2 separate regions of the Homo sapiens genome follow, and region 2 is linked to region 1. A link is a loop called in an ENCODE intact Hi-C map of the cell type or tissue named here. Cell type or tissue: PC-3. All regions are shown on one strand.

Region 1 (5,000 bases):
CAGAATGATTTATTTGTCCATCTTTCTGTTGATAGATAGTGTGTCATCTTTGCAAAGTATGAATCACATCATGTTTCTCCTTTGTTTACAACCCTTCAGTGCCCTGGTTAGGAGGCTGTGCAGGAAGTGTGGCCTTGTTTGCCCCTGCCCATGCTAGGGACTGCACAGCCCACACAGGCAGATGCCAGGGAGGCAGTCTCAGGAGTGGGAAAAATCCTTCTAATGTAAGCTAACTCCATGCCTTTCCTTATTCCCACCTAGCAGTGGCTGGGATTTGGTGTGTGACTAACAAATAACACGACTCTGCCGTGTTGAACTTCAGGTCTTGGGAGCTGGGTATTTGCCAGGCTTTCATGTGTGTGAGGCTCTCCTGCACAACTCATTCCTCCCTCCGTCTCTCCATGCAGCACACAGCCCTGGGAAGGAGACTCTCTGAGCTTGTTTTCCTTTTCTTTTTTTTTTTTTTTTTTTTTTTGAGACAGAGTCTTGCTCTGTCACCCAGGCTGGAGTGCAGTGGTGTGATCTCGGCTCAACCTCCACCTCCCGGGTTCAAGCAATTCTCCTGCCTCAGCCTCCCGAGTAGCTGGGACTACAGGTGCACGCCGCCACGCCCAGCTAATTTTTTTTTGTATTTTAGTAGATACGAGGTTTCACTGTGTTGACTAGGCTGGTCTTGAACTCCTGAGCTTAGGCAATCCACGTACCTCAGCCTCCCAAAGTGTTAGGATTACAGGTGTGAGCCACTGCACCCGGCCACTGCGCCTGGCCGCTTGTTTTTCATACTGCTTACTTTTTCATTATTTGTTTCCTGTATCTTTTCCGCAAGGACAGATGGTGAGTTTGTTGGAAAGTAGAATGCAGACATTGGGAATTTTCTGGAGCTGAGCACCTTAGTTTTAAGACTAGTAGACTTTAGGTATTGTTTCAAATTATTCCCCACACATTAACGTCTCCAGTGACCTTGGCCAAAGGCAGTGAAGGTCATCAGTGGTGTACATGGCACATAGAATGTGCCATTTTCTATTATGAAAAAATAGCTCCAAGCCTGTTTTACCTGATGGGCCACTGATATTGTCTGTAATTTGGAAAGTATGATTGATCTATTGATACTACAGGTCACATACTGCAGTTTTGAAAAAGAAATTTATGATTCATGCGAAGGTTTTGAGGTACTGGATGAAATCTACTTTATTTCAAACAAAAGTTTTTATGTTCAAAGTCCAAGTACATTAGACTTCTTAGCTAAACCCTAGAGTACGGTTTGTGTCTTAGAGTCTACTGATACAGAATTTCCATCATACAGCAGGCCTTCTCTGGAAACCAGTGGTATGAGATCCTGTGGTTTGCTTAGCAAAGATTATGAAAAAAGAGAATGGAGAAGATTAGTTAGATACATATTAACTAAGGACTTACTCTGGGCTTTGAAAGCTGTGTGTTAACTTATTTATTCTTCATAAAACCCATGTGAGGGGATGTTTTATGTTTCTCATTTTTCAGAAGAGGAAACACTCAGAGAGGTTAAGTAACTTGCTCAAGATCCCAGCCAAGAAGAGTTAGAATCTTCTTTCTCCCATATCCTGTTGTTTCTGGCCCTCTGTAGCTTCTAGCTGGGAAAATAAGACAGAAGAATTAATGGAGAAGAGAATAGAAGACAGCCAGGAACATTCTGTATCCCCAGATACAAAGGGTAGACACTGACAGGAAGGTCTTTCAAGGCTTGCTTCTCCTTGTCTGGGACAGGCTTATTTCCTAAGGCTCTGAAACAGGTGGACCTCAAAATGAGTTCTCCTTGGTTTGCTCAGAAAATATACATAGACCTGTATTCATTGCCAGTGTCTGGATTAGACAGCAGCCCTGCTCCATCTTGACCTCAGTCTCTTGGAGGAATGGGAAGGAAGGCTGCAGATGAAAAGGAGCTCTGGGGAGGCAAGTGGTTTGTCAAGCTTTCCTGAAATGTGACATGTGACCTGAAGGACCTGAAGGCTGGTAGACAGGGTGGGAAAAGGATTTCAGGAGAGGGAGAACAGTATGACAAAGATTCCAAAGTTTAGGGAGCACAGAGTACAGGCATACCTTAGAGATACTGTGGGTTTGGTTCCAAACCATTCCACTAAAGTGAATATTGCAATAAAGTGAGTCACACACATTTTTTACTTCCCAGTGCATATAAAAGTTATATTTACACTATTCCAAGCAGTAGGATTATATCTTAAAAATCAATGTACATACCTTAATTTAAAAATATTTTATTGCTAAAAAATGCTAACCATCATCTGAACCTTCAGAGAGTCATTGTCTTTTTGCTAGTGGAGGGTCTTGCTTCAGTGTTGATGGCTGCTGACTGATCAGATTGGTGGTTGCTAAATGTTGGGGTGGCTGTGGCAGATTTTAAAAATAATACAACAATGAAGTTTGCTACATTGATTGACTCTTTCACAAAAGAATTCTCTGTAGCATGCTGTGCTGTTTCATGGCGTTTTACCCACAGTAGAACTTCTTTCAAAATTAGTCAATCCTCTCAAACTCTGCTATTGTTTAATCAACTAAGTTTATGGAATATTCTAAATTCTTCGTGATCATTTCAACAATGCTCACAGCCTCTTCACCAGCAGTAGATTCCATCTCAATAAACCACTTTCTTTTCTCATCCATAGGAAGCAACTCCTCATCTGTTCAAGTTTTATTAAGAAATTATAGTAATTCAGCCACATCTTCAGGCTGCACTTCTAGTTCTCTTGCTATTTCCTCCACATCTGTAGTTACTTCCTATTATGAAGTCTTGTACCCCTCAAAGTCGCCCATGAGCATTAGAGTCAACTTCTTCCAAATATCTGTTAATGTTGGTATTTTTACTTCCTCCCGTAAATCACTAATGTATTTAATGGCATATAGACTTATGAATCATTTTCGGAAGGTTTTCAATTTACTTTGCCCAGATCCATCAGGAGAATCAATATCTATGGTAACTATAGCCTTATGAAATATATTTCTTAAATAATAAGGCTTGAAAGTCAAATTACCTCTTGATCCGTGGCCTACAAAAAGGGTGTTGTATTAGCAGACCTGAACACAACATTAATCTCCTATATATTTTCATCAGAGCTCTTGAATGACCAGATGCATTGTGAATGAGCAGTATTATTTCAAAGGGATCTTTTTTTCTGAGTGGTAGGTATCGTAACCGTGAGTTTAATATACATAGTAAACCATGCTGTAAACAGATGTGCTGTCATCTGAGCTTCGTTGTTCCATTTTTAGAGTACAGGCAGAGTAGCTTTAGTGTCATTCCTAAAGGCCCTATGATTTCTGGAATGGTAAATGAGCACTGGCTTCAACTTAAAGTTACCAGCTGCATTGGCTCCTAATGAGAGGGTCAGCCTGTCCTTTGAAGCTTGGAAGCCAGGCATTGACTTCTCCTTTCTAGCTATGAAAGTCCAACATGGCTTCTTCTTCCAATAGAAAGTTGTTTTGCCTGCATTGAAAATCTGCTGTTGAGTGTAGCCACCTTCACCAATTCTCTTAGCTAGATCTTCTGGATAACTTGCAGCTTCTCCATCACCACTTGTTGCTTCACCTTGCACTTTTGTGTTATGGAGATGGCTTCTTTCTTTAAACTTCATGAACCAATATCTGCTAGCTTCAAACTTTTCTTTTGAAATGTCCTCATCTTTCTCAGCCTTCAAAGAATTGAAGAGAATTAGGGCCTTGCTCTGGACTAGGTTTTGGCTTAAGGAAGGTTTTGACTGGTTTGATTTTCTATCTAGAGCACTGAAACTTTCTCTATACCAGCAATAAGGCTGTTTCGGTTTTCTGTAATTTGTGTGTTCACTGGAGTAGCACTTTTAATTTCCTTCAATCATTTTTCCTTTGTATTCACAACTTGGCTAAATGTTTGGCACAAGATGCCTAGCTTTTAGCCTGTCTCGGCTTTCGACATGCTTTCTTCACCAAGTTTAATCATTTATAGCTTTTGATTTAAAGTGAGAGATGTTGGACTTTTCCTTTCACTTGAACACTTACAGCCCATTGTAGTGTTATTAATTGGCCGAATTTCAATATTGTTTTATCTTAGAGAATAGGGAGGCCTGAGGAGAGGAAAACAGATGGGGGAGGAGCCAGTCAACGGACCAGTCAGAACACATAAAACATTTGTTGATGAAGTTCACCATCTCATATACATGTGGTTCATAGTGCCCCAAGACAAATACAATAGTAACATCAAAGATCACTGATCACAGAGCACCCTAATACATATAATGATAATGACAAAGTTTAAAATATTTCAAGAATTACCAAGATGTGACACAGAGACACAAAGTGAGCACATGCTGTTTGAAAAATGATGCCAATAGACTTGCTCAACTCAGGTTGCCACAAACCTTCAATGAGTAAAAAATGCAAGATCTGAGAAGTTCAATAAGCAAAGCGCCATAAGATAAGATATGCTGTATAGGCAGAAAGTGGTGGCCACGTGTGGCTGGAGCAAGCGGCAAGTTGGGGGCAGGTGTAAGATAGGGAAGAATGGGGCCACATACGTGGGATCTTGGATAGCATAGTAAGAGCTCCCAACCTTTCTTCTGCCATGATTCACCTGACTCAGGATGTCCTGTGGACTTGCCTGGGCTGATGCTCACCTAATAGGATTGTAACTCCTCTTCTCTACACTGCTGCTAAGCAAGAGATGTGTTCTTATCAGACAACCTTATATTTGCTCCAAGGGGTGGAAGGATAACCTTCTAAAAACTCCCGTTCTTGAGCCATTGTTACTTCCACTAATTTATGCTAACTAATTACTTGGCTATCTCATAATGGATCATAACCCTTCCATGTGTCAGAACACCACTACTGGTAGCTTTTTGAGGGCATCTGCAGGGAAATCACTGAGAGTTGCTGAGGGGAAGTGACCTGAACAGCTTTATCATTCTCTTTTTTAGGCTCCCACATAACTATACACAGATTTCTCCTATTAACATATTGAATTTTAATGGTTCCTGTCTTGT
Region 2 (5,000 bases), 380 kb after region 1:
AATCAATTGCATTATCTTCTGGGGATAGGGAGGAAGTACTCTTCAGGATATGACCGGATAAAACATAATCAATCTCCCAAATGTAACGTTCACAAGTTCCAAGACATAATCCCAAACCACAAATGAGTAACTAGCAATATCTGACCTAAAAGCCTGGGCCTCTTGCTTCATTATCGAAGCTAGGGCCAGCTTTTCTCAAAGTGGGGGTCCCTGGGACCCTTTCAGGGTCCATGAGGTCAAACTATTTTTATAATAATGCTAAGTTGTTATCTGCCTTTTTCTTTTTCATTTTCTTGCAAGTGTACAGTGGAGTTTTCCATGAGCTATATATATGACATATGTTAAAACAGATTGAATATAAAAGTAGTTATGAGAATCCAGCTCACTTCTATTAAGCTAGATATTGAAGAGGTTTGCAAAACTGTGAAACAATGCTATTTTTCTTACTAACTTTTTTCCTAATTTGGAAAATCTAGTTATTTTTCATAAAAAAGATGAGCTTATCTTAAATAAATTAATAAAATATTTTTTAAATTTCTAAACTTTCATTTATAATGTGGTAAATATAACTATTACCCACATAAACAAAAATTCTTAGAGATCCCCGGTAAGTTTGAAGAGGATAAGTGGTTCTGGGACCACAGAATCTGAGAACTGCTGGTATGAGGCAGTTATTCTCAAACTTCAACATACATCAGAGTCACCTGGGCAGCCTGTCAAAACAGATTGCTGGGTCCCATCTCCAGAGTTTCTGATGGAGGAGGCCTGGGTAAGACTTAAACATATTCATTTCTAACAAGTTCCCAGCTGATGCTGATCCAGGACCCTCTCAGGTGTAAGAGATGTTGTGTGTGTAGGACAGACACCCCCAACCCCCTTGCAGCACCAAGGCATTTATTTCCCAGCTGCCTCAACTTCTAGGTGGCTCACAGCTGAGTCTGTCCTTAGGCATTGCCCTGGGAAGAAGGGGTTTCCTTGTCCAGTGTTACATCTCCTCAGGGATCGATGCTACATCACACTCAGCGACTGAGTGATGTGGGCACACAAAGGCCCAGCCTCTTTGCCTCCATGTGTGATGATTCTGGAAAATCTTTCAGCTTTGGAGCTCCCCTGGGATCAGCTGGGGTCCTCTTTTCAGGTACATCTCAGTTTAACATCTCCCCCTGCTCAGTCCTGCTGCCTTCACTCCCTCACAGTTGTTCCCAATAACATTCTCTAATAAACACATATCTCCATGACAGAGTCCCCCACATCTGACAAAGGACTACTTTGTCAGAGGACTTAATCTGTAACAAATGGTGAGAGCATGGGCCTGCTTTGTAGACTTCATAGTCCCCAGTCTTTCTTTTTATTTTATTTTTTTAAATTTTTCCATAAGTTATTGGGGTACAGGTGATATTTGGTCACATGAGGAAGTTCTTTAGTGGGGATTTGTGAGATTTTGGTGTACCCTTCACCCGAGCAGTATACACTGCACCATATTTGTAGTCTTTTATTCCTCACTCCCCTCCCACTCTTCCTCCCAAGTCCCCAAAGTCCATTGTGTCATTCTTGTGTCTTTACTTCCTCAGAGCTTAGCTCCCACATATCAGTGAGAACATACAATGTTTGGTTTTCCATTTCTGAGTTACTTCTCTTAGAATAATAGTCTCCAGTCTCATCCAGGTCACTGAAAATGCTGTTAATTCATTCCTTTTTATGGCTGTGTAGTATTCTATCGTAAATATATACCATAGTTTCTTTATTCACTTGTTGATTGATGGGCATTTGCGTTGGTTCCACTATTTTGCTATTGTGAATTGTGCCGCTATAAACATGTGTGTGCAAGTATATTTTTTGAATAATGACTTCTTTTCCTATGGGTAGATACCCAGTAGTGGGATTGCTGGACCAAATGGTAGTTCTACTTTTAGTTCTTTAAGGAATCTCCACACTGTTTTCCATAGTGGCTATACTAGTTTACACTCCCACCAACAGTGTAGAAGTGTTCCCTGTTCACTGCATCCACACCAACATCTACTGTTTTTTTTTTAAATTTTTTGATTAGGCCCATTCTTGCAGGAATAAGGTGGTATCACATTGTGGTTTTGATTTGCATTCCCTGATCATTAGTGATATTGAACATTTTTTCATGTTTGTTGGCCATTTGTATGCCTTCTTTTAAGAATTGTCTATTCATGTCTGTAGGCCGCTTTTTCATGGGGTTATTTATTTTTTTCTTACTGATTTGAGTTCGTTGTGGCTTCTGGATAGTAGTCCTTTGTCAGATGTATAGACTGTGAAGATTTTTTCCCAGTCTTTGGGTTGTCTGTTTACTCTGCTGACTGTTCCTTTTGCCATAAAAAAGCTCTTTAGTTTAATTATGTCTCAGCTATTTATCTTTGTTTTTATTGCATTTGCTTTGGGTTCTTGGTCATGAAACCCTTGCCTAAGCCAATGTCTAGAAGGGTTTTTCCAATGTTATCTTCTAGAATTTTTATAGTTTCAGGTATTAGATTTAAGTCTTTAATTCATCTTGAGTTGATTTTTGTTTAAGGCAAGAGATGAGGGTCCAGTTTCATTCTCGTACATGTGACTTGCCAATTATCCCAGCACTATTTGTTGAAAAGAGTGTCCTTTCCACACTTTATGTTTTTGTTTGCTTTGTTGAAGATCAGTTGGCTGTCAGTACTTGAGTTTATTTCTGGGTTCTCTATTCTGTTCTATTGGTCTATGTGCCTATTTTTACACCACTATCATGCTGTTTTGGTGATGATGGCCTTATAGTATGGTTTGAAATCAGGTAGTGTGATGCCTCCAGATTTGTTCTTTCTGCTTAGTCTTGCTTTGGCTATGCAGGCTCTTTTTTGGTTCTATATGAATTTTAGAATTGTTCTTTCAATTCTGTGAAGAATGATGGTGATAGTCCCCAGTCTTTCTGATGGGCAGAGTGGCAGTTCTCCTGCCGGCCAGACTGCTTTGCTTTTGCTTATGTCTGGACAAGTTTGAAGCTCAAGTCTCCAGTACTGAGCGTGTGGCTTCTCCTGTAAAGCATCCCCACTGGTGTGCAGAGTCCTGGAAAGATGGTTAGGGAAAATGATCTGGGTTAGTCATCCTGACAATGGGCTGCTGGAGCTGACTCATGCCTGCTCACAGTGCTCACTGTTCTATTTTTAGGAATTCACCAAGCTGAGTGTTAAACACAGTGATGTTACAAATTAAATTATATAAAGTTACAATTAACTAGATCATATAAGTATATAATTAAATAAATATATAATTAAATATGAAACAAATTATATTTTTAAAGGTAATGTGAACTCAAAGCTTATCACTTCCTAATTATTTGACTGCATTTTAGCTAATATTCTTAGGATTATTGACATCTATTGTATCTGTGTAATGAAAACGGTATGTGATGGTGCACCACACAGATACAAAAGATGTTAATAACCTTAAGAAAATAGATAATAGAAAAGGTAGTCAAATAATTAGAAAAAAAGCAAAGCCAAGTGTTTGGAAGATAAAAGAGTTGCTAAACTCTGGGAAAACAGCCAACAAGGGGCTGAGTTGATATCTTTCCCATCCCAGCTCAGAAGCTTCCCGTTTTCCTGAGCCAAGAGACCACTGGAACCTATTCCATTTCTTTTAGCTCTTTGCTGATGGCAACGCTATGCCTTCTCCACTAGTGTGGATGGAATTCTGACTTTCTTATTTATTTATCTGATCCTATCTATGCTTATCTTCTGCTACCAACTGTGTGCTGAGCATTGGAATAGAGAAGACATGCCCTTGTCCTTGGGTCGTTCAAGTCTAACAGAAAATACAGACATGCATAAAAGTAAAGAAATATAGTGACATGTACACATCTAATTAAAAAGAGAACCGCGTAAATATCTATTGAATAGAACCCTTGGAAGCATCAGATAACTGATTGCCTATTAGGAGAATTTCACAGAACCGAGAAGACACAGGCAATGTCTGTGTGGAACAGCTGAGATCTGCCAGGTAGGCAAATGATGCCAATTGGAAAGAACGTTATATGCAAAGGCATGTCAACAATTCAGGGTATAACTTTTGGTCGTGGGGACGGTGCAGAGCTGCCTACACTCTGCCTTGGTTTTTGAAGGCCACATGTTATCCTATCAGCATTAAGTCTGCTGGCATCAGAGAAAGGCCAGCTGGCTTACATGGGAATCACAGCCCTGACTAAGGCTGTGCTCACAGGCTATTATAATCCCCTGAGCTAATTGGACACTATTTCTATATTCGTGTGCTCCTGCAGCTTTGTAGGATGATTCAGAGATTTTATGATTAATCTCATATTGGAAAGGGCACCTGTGGAACCACTTCTCTGAAAATCTTCCAATGACAAGACTTTCTCATTGTTGGTGATGGTTCAGACTGACTTGCTGGGTGGAAGGTGTTGACAAGGCATCAGATGACCTGCAACTTTTGCTGTCTGACTCCCGAATCACGTCCAGGGCTGGTCCACTGACCTTGATCTTAGAATAATTGATTTGGATGAACTAAAATCCTGGCAAGAGTCCTAGAAGCTTCAGCAGCTTGTGCTAAAAAGTTGTTTTCCATTTCCTATATAGCAAAAGGGAGCTTGCTCTGGTATTGAAATCAGGACATAGCACAAGTCCCTCTAGACCCCTGTGTAGCCATAGCCTTCAGCTTTTTCTCTGGAACCAAAAGGCTTCAGTGAGGACCCAAGAGCAATGAGGATGTTGGACACTGCAGGCAAATGAGAGTGGTCTGTCTTAGCTGTCCCATTATTGGGGAAGATTGACAAGTTCCAATTGGTGGGCCCTAAGCCTTTCAAATATATCATGTCATAATAAACCTGTTTGCATTTCTGTCTCTCTGGCAAGACTGCCAGCTCTTTGAGGGCAAAGACTGGGTTTAATATATCTATGGGATTCCAGGTGTTAAATGCTTGGATGGGTGCATGGATGAAAGAATGGATGGATTGAGAGATGATTAATCTTGCCCTATAGGACTTAGAGTAAAAAAAA

The links. A loop is a pair of places that touch in the nucleus more often than their neighbours do. Peaks named below come from ENCODE experiments on the same cell type or tissue, not always from the same donor. Only the 100,000 strongest peaks of a DNase experiment are listed, where the experiment ranks them.
Region 2: a loop joins it to region 1, with 13 times the contacts of the local background. A loop is called at or near these places in 2 of 110 quality-filtered maps.

What each region holds. Positions count from the first base shown.
Region 1 is chr5:137,187,708-137,192,707 of GRCh38, reverse strand. All of the region lies in intron 3 of SPOCK1 (SPARC (osteonectin), cwcv and kazal like domains proteoglycan 1), which reads left to right. Among named protein-coding and RNA genes, the nearest start is that of SPOCK1, 310 kb to the left of the region's middle. In PC-3, no CTCF peak of the experiment used is centred here; DNase peaks (open chromatin) are centred at 107 and 2,017; H3K4me3 peaks cover 561 bases; H3K27ac peaks cover 3,026 bases.
Region 2 is chr5:136,809,830-136,814,829 of GRCh38, reverse strand. No RefSeq gene overlaps it. Among named protein-coding and RNA genes, the nearest start is that of CTB-1I21.1, 77 kb to the right of the region's middle. In PC-3, no CTCF peak of the experiment used is centred here; DNase peaks (open chromatin) are centred at 3,089 and 4,309; H3K4me3 peaks cover 1,098 bases; H3K27ac peaks cover 3,318 bases.